2 separate regions of the Mus musculus genome follow, and region 1 is linked to region 2. The links are chromatin loops, found by intact Hi-C in ENCODE. Cell type or tissue: heart. All regions are shown on one strand. Each heading gives the region's core, and the rest is flanking DNA. Links, peaks and the distances in the headings are about the cores only. Region 1 has its middle 25 kb from the start of Filip1. Region 2 holds the start of Cox7a2 (cytochrome c oxidase subunit 7A2).

Evidence for each region. A loop is a pair of places that touch in the nucleus more often than their neighbours do. Peaks named below come from ENCODE experiments on the same cell type or tissue, not always from the same donor. Only the 100,000 strongest peaks of a DNase experiment are listed, where the experiment ranks them.
Region 1: a loop joins it to region 2, with 2.7 times the contacts of the local background. A loop is called at or near these places in 5 of 42 quality-filtered maps.

What each region holds. Positions count from the first base shown.
Region 1 is chr9:80,000,360-80,005,744 of GRCm38, reverse strand. It overlaps a transcript of Filip1 not described here and the pseudogene Gm8131. Among named protein-coding and RNA genes, the nearest start is that of Filip1, 25 kb to the right of the region's middle. In heart, for the core only: no CTCF peak of the experiment used is centred there; a DNase peak (open chromatin) is centred at 2,784; H3K27ac peaks cover 322 bases.
Region 2 is chr9:79,757,085-79,762,406 of GRCm38, reverse strand. It overlaps Cox7a2 (cytochrome c oxidase subunit 7A2), which reads left to right and starts at 2,554. Exons shown (of 4, transcript NM_009945.3): 1 at 2,554-2,767; 2 at 3,828-3,917. The coding sequence starts at 2,750. It also overlaps the pseudogene Gm51685. In heart, for the core only: no CTCF peak of the experiment used is centred there; a DNase peak (open chromatin) is centred at 2,596; H3K4me3 peaks cover 2,407 bases; H3K27ac peaks cover 1,805 bases.

The DNA of each region.
Region 1 (5,385 bases), core at 189-5,188, 240 kb before region 2:
TCATCATGTTAAGTGCAATGAGCTAACACTCAGAGTAATAAATACATTTTCTGTGAAGTGGGTGTGTCTTATATGGAGAAAGAGGCACACACACACTCACACAGAGAGAGAGAAAGAGAAAGAGAGGGAGAGGGAAAGAGAGAGAGACAGAGACAGAGAGATATGAAACTTGAAGTGGACCATGGGAGAGGAAAATGAGATTTTTTTTTAAGAGACTACTTTTGATGCTTGTCAAGGCGGCTGAGGCTAAAAGGAATGATCTGTCCAAGACAGTGGATGTGGACCGTTTTCCATCAAGAATGGGTGTCTTCATGTAGCCAATGCAGAGCTGGTCCATCTAGAGGCGCGCCTCAGGCTGTAGGGATATGCGGCATGGGCAGAAAGTGAACACACGGTAGTGAGCAAACAGCTGAGGGAGGCCATGCGCGGGTCAGAGAAGCATACGTGGTTCCTGGAGAAGTGGGTTATGGAAGGTGCGGGAGACGCTCACAAACCGAGCGTTGAATAGGGTGATGCATCTTGATTCTTGCGGCTCCTTCATCCAGACAGCCAGAACCTGCCGCGACTGACTCCGCATCCTGCAAGTTTGCACCAGCTCTGGTTATCCAGTGAGCACCTGTGGCCAACAAGTGCACGTACTGTTGTGTGTTGATGATGCAGATCTCACGCTCTACCTCAGAGATGAAGGCTCCTGGGTGCCTGCCAGGTCGCAGCGTGAGATCTGCTATGTTACTGTAGAGGTAGTCATCAAACTTGAACACACGCAGCACTTGCCGTTCTGTCAGACAAAGAAAGTCAAAAGGTTTCCCTGAAGATAGATGTTGCCCTTTTCCAGGCAAATGACACAGTCCCAGGGGAGGGATCCCTTCTCATAAGGCTTTCCAAAAATATTCTGCCAGTCAGCGAAAAAGCTGGGCTTGTCTGCCTGCATGATGACTACATCGAAGAGTTGGGGCCAATCGGGACCTAGCAAGTACCGCGTGCCGTTGTCTACAAAGTTGAAGGGACTTTTCGTGATGAGGAACAGCTGTTTTTACACGGCTACCATGCAGCTCAGATCTGCAAATGTTTCATCCCCTCTCAGGATGTACTTTGCCGTGCCTCGCTCAATCCGTGGGTACAGAAGACCTTGCACATTCTGGGTGCCATCTCTCACATTCTTGTAGAGGCAGGTGAATTTGGTCAAACTCCAGGCCGTGGCTCAGAAAGTAGTTTACCATACAGGACAGCAGTGGCATCTCTGGTAGTGAGATGTCCATGAGTTGCTTGATGGATGGGCCCTTGCCGTAAAGCCGCGCATCTGTTATAGTGGCAAATGCTGGGTGCCACCGTCTAAGGTCAGTCACTTCATCCAGCTCAGGATGGAGGTCCCTATAGGCTCTTTCCAATTGTACATAATGAAAAGCATCAATTTTCATCAGAGAACTCTTCTGAGTGTCAAAGTGGAAAGGCCAAGGATGTCAAAGCTGGGGTCCTTGTCATTCTTCCGGATCCTCGCAGGGGATCTATCAGGATGTTCCGGGAGACACTGACGACCTCAGGGTGAACCACATCCGCATATTGCGTCAGTGTGCAGTCATAGTCAGAGTCACAGACTTCAAAGTTACTCTGACTGATGTCACGGTTGGCGTAGATGGCTGCTGGGTTAAGGAGGCTGCAGACTTCGGGGCAGAATGTCATGCACCAAGCCTAGACATGTCCTGGTAACAAGTCCACATGTGTTTGCTGAGGTTCCCGCTGTCTGCGGGCACTGAGCCTGGGGTGCTGGAGCAGTGGGACCACTCCGGGACCCTGTAGGCTACAGTGAGGACTGGAGGGTGAGGACGAGGCCTTTGCACAGCAGCCAGAGGTGAGCTGCAACCACAGTCTGGCACCCGCCACCCCCCTGCCCGCTAACCCCGCCGCCCTCCGACTGGAAGATGAGATCTTAAGGGAGGTTGGAGGGGGTAAAAGAATAATAGAATGCATGTGGCATGAAAGCAGAAAGGAGACTGTGGGTAAAGGAGAGAGATTAGCAAAAGAAAGGAGGGAGGGAGTGGGGTGGGGGCAGGGAAGAGCGGTGGGACGGGCACACATAAGAACAAAATTTCGATGAAAATGCCTGAAGAAATTTGTTTCTGTCTTAACTTTTAAAAATTAGTCAAGGACTACCAGACTCTTCTTTTTTGACACAGGTCTCATGTTGCCTACGGCAGCCTCAAACTCATTAGGTAGCCAGCATGACGTTGAATTTACAATCCTTATAATCTGGAGTGCTGGAATTACTGATGTGTGCCACCATGTCCCATTTTAGTTATTACTGTGTATTGAAGTCTAGAGTTTCATGCACGATAGTCAAGCATGCTACCAACTGAGCTATAGCCACATTTTGGATTTTCTTTAAAAAAAAAAAAGTTATTATTTTTTAAAAGTTTTATTTGTTTTTTATGTGCATTGATGTTTTGCCTGCATGTCTGGGTGAGACTGCCATGAGGGTGCTGGGAACTGAACCCAGGTCCTCTGGAAGAACAGCCAGTGCTCTTAACAACTGAGCTATCTCGCCAGCCCCTGGATTTTTTTTTTTTTTTTAATTTTTTACTTTCAATGTTTTCATTATTAGAGAGTAATTGAGCACAGTAGAAAGGAACCATCTATGCATTTCAAAGCATGTGTTGTGCATGTAATAACGTTGTGTGTTTTGGCATTCTATAGCCTCTAAGCAGGTGTTCTATTGGGTATTTGTTATGTCAGGCTGATGGGCCATTGACATAGCTGATAAAATCCTATGCTGCAGAGAGCAAGGTAGCCACCAGATGGCGTGCAAGCACCAGCCACGGATGGACAAATGTATTCAGGTTAGAGCACTAGTGTGCATTGGTGTAAAAATCTATTTTTTTTTTTTCCTTTTGGAAAAGTCCTTAATTTTTAACCATATGTGGATGAACGCGAATATAGAAAAAATCCATTATTAAAATGTATCTAAGTGAAAATAAAATTTCATCAGTTGTCTGTCGTGCTTTTTGCCCTCTTTCAGGCAGAAAATGGGATGGGAAGGGGATTATGCAATGGTAGACTAGATACTTGAAAACATAACAGTAAGCGGTGCCTAAGACCTGCTGTCAGTAGTGGTCAGAACTCCCCCATGCAGAGAGCAACTGAGGACAGGACTGCTGTGCGGCTGAGATGCGCCTCCCCTGGAAGTGTCCCTGGGGGGCTTCTTCTTCACAGAGGCTGGCTAAAGTGTGGGAAACTAGGCTGGTGGTTCTTGCCTATAATTCCAGTCTCCGGACGCATAGGCAGGAAGATCGCCACAAATCCGAAGCCAGCCTGGTATTCGTACTGAGTTGTAGATCATCCAGTGCTACACAGCAAGACCCTCCAAAAGGGGCGGGGGACAAAACCTACAAATACCAAAGAACCATAGCCCTTCAGACACAAAGGCACCAGAGTGGTACTCAAAAGGAAAGGCTCGGTGAGGTGGCACAGGCCCACCTGCAAGCTCAGTACTTAGAAGCCTGAGGCCGGAGAGTTGGGAATTTGAGGAGAGTTTGAATTGATCCTGTTTTTAAGAATGAAGAAAAGCAAAAGAAAGGGAAAGAGGAGGAAGGAAAAACCTCTTCTTGATAGAAGAATGACAATAACTGTGAAAGAATAGTGTAATGAAAAAGTAACCATTGTAGCTGGACATGGTATAACATACCTTAATCCCAGTACTGAGGAGGCAGTAGAAGGAGGAATCCCAGACTACACAGGACAACATAGAGAAACCTTGCATCAAAACAAAACAACCCCTCCCGAAAACAAACAAACAAACAAACAAACAAACAAAAATCAGAAAACAACAAAGAAGCCAGCAACCTTGCAAAATATGGAGAATTTGTGAACATGAGAATACACCAGTTTTCTAAGAAAATTGTTTTTATTCTCACACAATTTTTTATTTGGAGAGTGGAGGGGCAGCGGGGAGGAGAACACTTGGTGGAGTTCAGAGGAGAGCCCTGTGGAGCCCATCTCTCCTTTGTGTGGATTCTGCGGGTCAATCTCAGGTCACCAAGTTTGCACATAGGTGCCTTTGCCCAGTAAGCAGACTCACAGGCCCTAATCTTTAATACACACTTTAAGATACCTTCTTCATACATTGAAGGAAAATTTGCAATTTCATTAAGGCAGTTAAAATCTTTTAGACTTACGTTGAATTAATAATACCACAAAATAGCTGAGATGATCATTTTAAAGCATAAAATTAAAATATAATTTTTGCTTATATTAAACTATATCTCTATTATAGTGTATCTCACATACACGCTGAAGAAGAGGGAACACACGAGCGTCAGCCAGCTTTGTTGATATAAAAATTCTGTGTTACTATTCTATGACTTATAACCTTAATTTTCCAGAAGTATTCAGAGTATTTTGGATTTTTCTTTTTTTCCTGAAAATCCAGCAGGACCTATCATTTGCTTGTAAATATCAAGTGTGTGGAGCAGACGGAGAACTTCGGCTCTCCCCTCCCCCATGTGTTCCTGGGCTATCACTGCAGAATGAGCACCGGTGTTAAGGCTCAGCTGGGCAGGTGGCCGTCCTCAAGGAAAAGCGCTTAATCTTGAAAATTTTAAATAAGAATATGCTGCAGAAGGTTAAATGGAGGGCTGAATAGGCAGACTTTAAAGGCGAAAGCTTTTTTAGTATGTAAATATTCATTATTTAACTAAAGTTTAAGTATCTTTATATATCTCATTGGACAGATGAAAATCATGATGTGTTTCTGGAGACTGACTAGGTCCTTTCAATCATGTGAAATTTGCATGTATACTACTTTAAGTTAGGTGAGTGTGTTCCATCGTCATTACTTCTGCTTGTTAGTTGAGTGAGTGTGTAGTTCTAACCTGCACACCGTGTTTTAGTAGGAGTCTATGTAAATAGGCGTCATTTGACTATAACTATATTAGCTAAACTGTGTGTCTATTTAAGACATTCGGATGCCCGGCTTCTCTGACTCTCTGGTCTTCATCCATGTTCAGACTTAGCATGATGCAGTGTTCCTTACAAAAATCTGCCATCAGTGAGGCTGGGAACCACGTAGGACACGGCTAAAGACAATTGGGTGTTAGCCTCCCCATGCCCATCAGACTCAGCTGAAGCCGACATGATCACGAGAGTCCTTTACCTCAAAGAGCCAAAGCTTAAGATCTCATTACACAGTTGAGCTGATCGCAGGAGGAATTCAGTTTCTAGGGCTGAATGTGAGTGACACTGAGTGTTTTCTTGGGAACATGGTCTTTAAATTCTATTAGAAGATGCTAAGGCAAACTTTATATGCCCCAGTACAGGGGAACACCAGGGCCAAAAAGGGGGAGTGGGTGGGCAGGGGAGTGGGGGTGGGTGGATATGGGGGACTTTTGCTAT
Region 2 (5,322 bases), core at 323-5,322:
GTTAAATCTCATGTCAGCAGTTCTTCCAAAGAACTATTTTGTAATAAAGAACAAGAACAACAACAACAACCAAAAACAAAGCAAACAACCCCAAACTGATGTTTTGGAAAGGAGCCCATTTTGAAAGTTAGTTTATGTCATTGGATAAATTCGGAGACCTGGTAGTAAATTTCTAGTGAATTTAGGATTAATCAATAAAGTCTGATCGATTGAGGCAAATTTAAGCCAAATTTTTCTGTCCAAGTAATGGCAGTTAAGAATGCAGAAACAAGTTAGTGAAGAGCCCTGGGACGGACAGAGTTGTGGAATGAAGCCAACACATTAGATGATTTGTTCTTGTTCATTTGCTTTTATGTTCAATGGATTTTTATGTGTGTAGACAGAGTCCTTTTTTTTTCTAACAAGCATTTTTTTTTAAAATCTGGATGATGGGAAACAACAGTGACAGAAGATGAAGATCGAAACAAATTAAGACTTTTGCAGAAATAAAATCACAAGATGTTGCTGGCTTGGCCTGCAGTGGTGATGTTACAGATCATAAATGGTCAGATAAGATTCTGAAGTTGTACAGATAGAATTTGATTGTAGGGTTTGGTAGAAAAATGTTAATGTTTGGGGGAAATTGCAGAGACTTTAAGAGATTAAAAAATGAAAGTATAAATAGTTTAGTATGAATTAGGGAAAGGTATGTTGAAATTTTGGTGTTGGTAGGATGAGGAGTCAAGCAGAAACTAAGGATCAACGTGCAAGAGGACTCTTAGGAGAGTGGTGTGTGGAAACCTCCTTAAAAGGCTCGCATTCCACACTCATGTTGCTCCCTTTGCCTTGATAGTTTATTTCCAAATTAAAATGTACTCTGGGGGAATGAGCACCTGTGATATCCGTGGCTGATAATGCAGAAGCTTGCCTAAGAAGTGATTTTGGAAAAGACTAACACAAAAGGAGGGGCACACAAGTTGCAGAAGTCTGCTTTTATTCTGGAGAGAATGGGATAGAAACACTGTTTTGTTTCATATGTGTCCTTTCCTTTTTAAAATGGAATGTGTCTGTAGATGGAGTGGTCCAGTAAAGAGAAAATTGTACTGCCCTAAGTGACAACGCTGTTATAGGTAGTTTTAATGTAAACTCTTGGTTCTTCTTGGACAGTCACTATTCCTAGGAATGTCAAACAGTATGCACTTAGTGTTGGTTAGTAGGCCTATTTTTTTCTAAGATTTACTTATTATTATATGTAAGTAGCTGACTTCAGACACACCAGAAGAGGTAATCAGATCTCATTATGGGTGGTTGTGAGCCACCATGTGGTTGCTGGGATTTGAACTTAGGACCTTCAGAAGAGCAGTCAGCGCTCTTACCCGTTGAGCCATCTCACCAGCCCCCCTAGTAGGCCCATTTTTATTAGTGTTAGGGGAATGGTAAGTATACAGTCGGTTCTGGGAAAACTTATATCCTGTGGTGAAACAGCGACAGCAGCACAAACTTTAACGAATTCCAATTACAGACAATAAATGTAAAAAACAAAACAAAAAAAAAAAAAAAACAAAACTCCCCATCCCCAGCTGTTGGTAATTATGCTCGATGGTACATTGAATAATTAAGAGGTGGTAGAAAAAAAGTCAGTTATAATGGGTGTTTATAAACTTGGTAAGGAAGAAAATTTAGACTGTGTTGGGGGTACAGTAGGTTATGAAGAAAAAAGTACCCCAAGATTTGAAGGAATTAAGCATTACCAGTTTTTATTCACGCAACACTGTGGAACCCGTTTATCATTAGCTTTTACCTGAAATGGCAATGAAGTCGTTTCTGAGTTTGCAAAAGGGTGGAAAGACATTTGTATTGTTGAGTAGATTATTTTTACTTGTACATTAGTGTGCAGAAGAATAAAGGCAGTTGTAAGGAGGAATAGTTATGCAAGACTGATGCAAAATGCTAACAGCCTATCTGTAAAATACGCGCACTTCTGACAGCTCCATCCAGGAGTGAAATGTGCTGCGGATCTGAGAAAGCACGACACAGTCGATATTTGTGTTGAACGTGGATTTAAAAATGTATTCCCCTCTTTTCAGCGTTTTCCCAGACTCAATAACGAAGTCAGCCAGTTCCAGTCTGGGGACACAGGAAGAGCTTCCAGCACAAGGAGTTTAGCAGAAGATCCACAGGTTGGCATACCTGTGGATGCCAACATCGGTCGTTCCTATATGATCTCAGCACAAAGACTAACGCCTCCCACTTTCATCTGTGGAAGACAAACCCTAAAACTGGACTCTATCCGTATTAAGAGGAGCTTTTGAATATTTAAGCTTGTACGACGTAGCTTTGACATCCATTGTTCCTTCAGACTGTAAACAATGGCTCAAAGCCTTCTCACAAGACAAGCTACTTTCCGGGTAGTCTGGTTGTCCACTGACTTCACCAGAGCGTATGAAGAGGGCTGCAAGACTTCACGCCTCTCCATTGCGGGTGGCGTTTGCTTTCCATTGTGATTCTGGGTCCGGCGGCAGGCGCGGCAGGGCGGAGCCAAGTGGTAAGGATAGCTTCGGAGGTCCGGAGGCTAGACGGGCCGCTGCGAGAAGTCGCTCTGGCTCGCCTTCCGCTCTCTATGGTCGGGAGCGCGAGCCCCTCCTCTTCCCGGAACGAGCCCTCTTGCTCGACGCGCGCGCAGCGCTAGGAGGGAGTTCCGTTTCCGGTCTGGTGGCTTTCGATTTTTGGCGTTCAGTAGTCGCGGTTGGTGGGTAACAACCGAGCCAAGATGTTGCGGAATCTGCTGGTAGGTAGCTTTGGGGGTTTGGCTGGTACTGGAGTGTCGGGGCGGAGGGTCAGGCATCCTGACAGAAAGGCGTGCTGGAAATGTGGCAGAAGACAGCAGCCGGAGTCACCTTGGCCGCGCGTCCTTTTCCCTGACCTTCCGTCCACTCGCCCCTGGCTGTTTCTGGGTAGTCGTAGAGGGAAGAGCAGGATCGCATTTGGTTCTTGGTCACTACAGCTTACCGTTGCTTATGGCTATGACTGTAGCTCTGACGTAGGCTCCAGTGGGGGGATCTTGGACACCTGGAAAACCTAGGTGGAAGGTGGCTTTTTGTTGTCATTTTGTTTTGTATCATAGTGAAAAGATAAAATTTTACCTGATTCAAAGAAGTAAGCCAAAGAACTAAATTGTACAGTTTTAGTTGGGATTTAATGGGTTTCATGATTGAAGTGTAATGACGATTCAGAATTACCTTTAACACTTGGTGAATATTTCTCCAAAATTTAAAAAGGTGTGTTTTGATTTTATTTTGTAATCGTTTAACACAATTAAGACTTAACACCAATTACATTTTTCTTAGATGTCCAGGAGTGTTCTAGCATGTGCCCTCCACTGCAAAGTAATTTTTCAGTGCCTTGGCTATCCTGGAACTAAATCTGTAGACTAGCATGGCCTCTGCCTCCCTAGTGCTGCGATTAAAGTCTTGAGCCTCCACTACCCTGCCAGGAATAGATTTTTGACATAGGCAAATATTAAATGAAAATGTTAGAACTTATAAGATGTCTATATCATTTATTTTTCTGTATATCAGCATGTTTTGTTCTATAAAATACTACTGATTAATTTCAGGCACAGGTTATATATAGGTCATGGTTTCTGAAGACTATGATATGTAACATGAAGCACAGAGCAGAGAATAGACAACATGTAGAAAATCTGGATGCTAGTCTTGGATAGTACTGACAAGTTCGATAATGCTTTAAATCTCAGCTTCCTTTCAGTGTGAAGGGTTGGAAGTTGCCTTTACAGGTTTCTTTGGACTCTTAGGTCTTGTTCGATGCATGTGAATTTTCTGTTTCAGGCCCTTCGTCAGATTGCCCAGAGGACCATCAGCACCACTTCACGAAGGCATTTTGAAAACAAGGTTCCAGAGAAACAAAAGCTGTTTCAGGTACTGAAGTGTTCTATGTGATTGTTAATTGTAACAGAGCTGGCACGGTAGAGTAAGTCCAGAGGATCTGCTTCTTAGAGGCTCTCAAGGTTTTTTTTTTTTTTTTTTTTTTTTTTTTATCGTAAGGAGGATTATTTGCTGTGTCTAAGAGGTGCTCAGGGAGGTGGGAAAAATGCAGAAGCCAGTGAATTGTGTGTGTGATTTGATGAATTGGTAATCTTTGGGGGAATAATTGCATAAACCATAAAAAAGAGTCCAGAAACAAAAAATAAGCAGGAATTGTTACAGGGTGTAGCATACCTGCAGGGAAGAGTACAGTAAATAATTTTAAGTGGGGAAGGCTTCTAAGGAAACATCAAAAGACACCCCCCCCCCCCAGGAGAACAACCAAGATCTAAAAATACACGCTTTATTGCTGAAGGAGAAGAAACAGATGTGCAGCTTAGGTATGGTTGTGTCACTGGTACTCAAAGAATTGCAGATTTGTAAGAAATGTATGATCTCACTATAGCTGTCAGGGCGCGAGATGAAGATTTCTGTGGAATGTGGCAGGCATTGCAGTTCTGACTGACACTTAGTTAGCCTTGTATTCTGCTCCTGCCCTAACTCCTGCATCCTAGCTAGTGGATTGGAAGCTGCAGAGGTTTGGAGAATGCCATTTCATGGGGACAGAATATGATTTCTCTGGCTATCGAGATGGAGGACCACTGCTGGCCCCATGCACTGGTGGAACAGAAGTTCTGCCATGTGCTCTTGCCTTCAAAGCTATGAAGCCCCTTTCTGGACACAAATTTTTTATATACCAGCTTGACCGTGTCAGTGTCACCAAGAGATGGTTGTGACCCTGTCATTATCTTTTCGGTTTTGTAGATTTAAGGCTATTCTGCCCTGACTTTAAATGTTCTTAGAATCAAAAAAACAAACAAACAAAAAAACCAAAACTGTAGCTTCTCTGGCAGTTATTGGAGCAGTCTTTTCAGAGCAAACAGAAATGAGTGGTAACCTCACTCCTTGCCATATAAGTAGAAATATTTAAAATAGAATGTTTGCCAGGTATGGGAGAAAGATAGCATCAGTCACAGGCTTTTTACAAGCTGAGCAGTGTATGCATTAGAGACAGAAGTTTAGCTGGTACTGGAAATACTGTAAACAAGTCTATTAGTTAAGAAGCCTTCTCTCAGATACTTGTGTAGACTCTGTGCATGAGCATAAGGAACTTGAAAAAGGATTTTAACCCAACCTATAAATTATTGGAGGGTTGAGTAATGTAGTTCAGACATTCTTTTTTTCCCGATAGAATATTATGTACTCATTGAAGAGAGAATTAAAACAGAGTATAAATGTCTAACATCATTACATAGCACAGTGCCGTTTTGTATATTAGTACATATAAGGTAAAAGAATT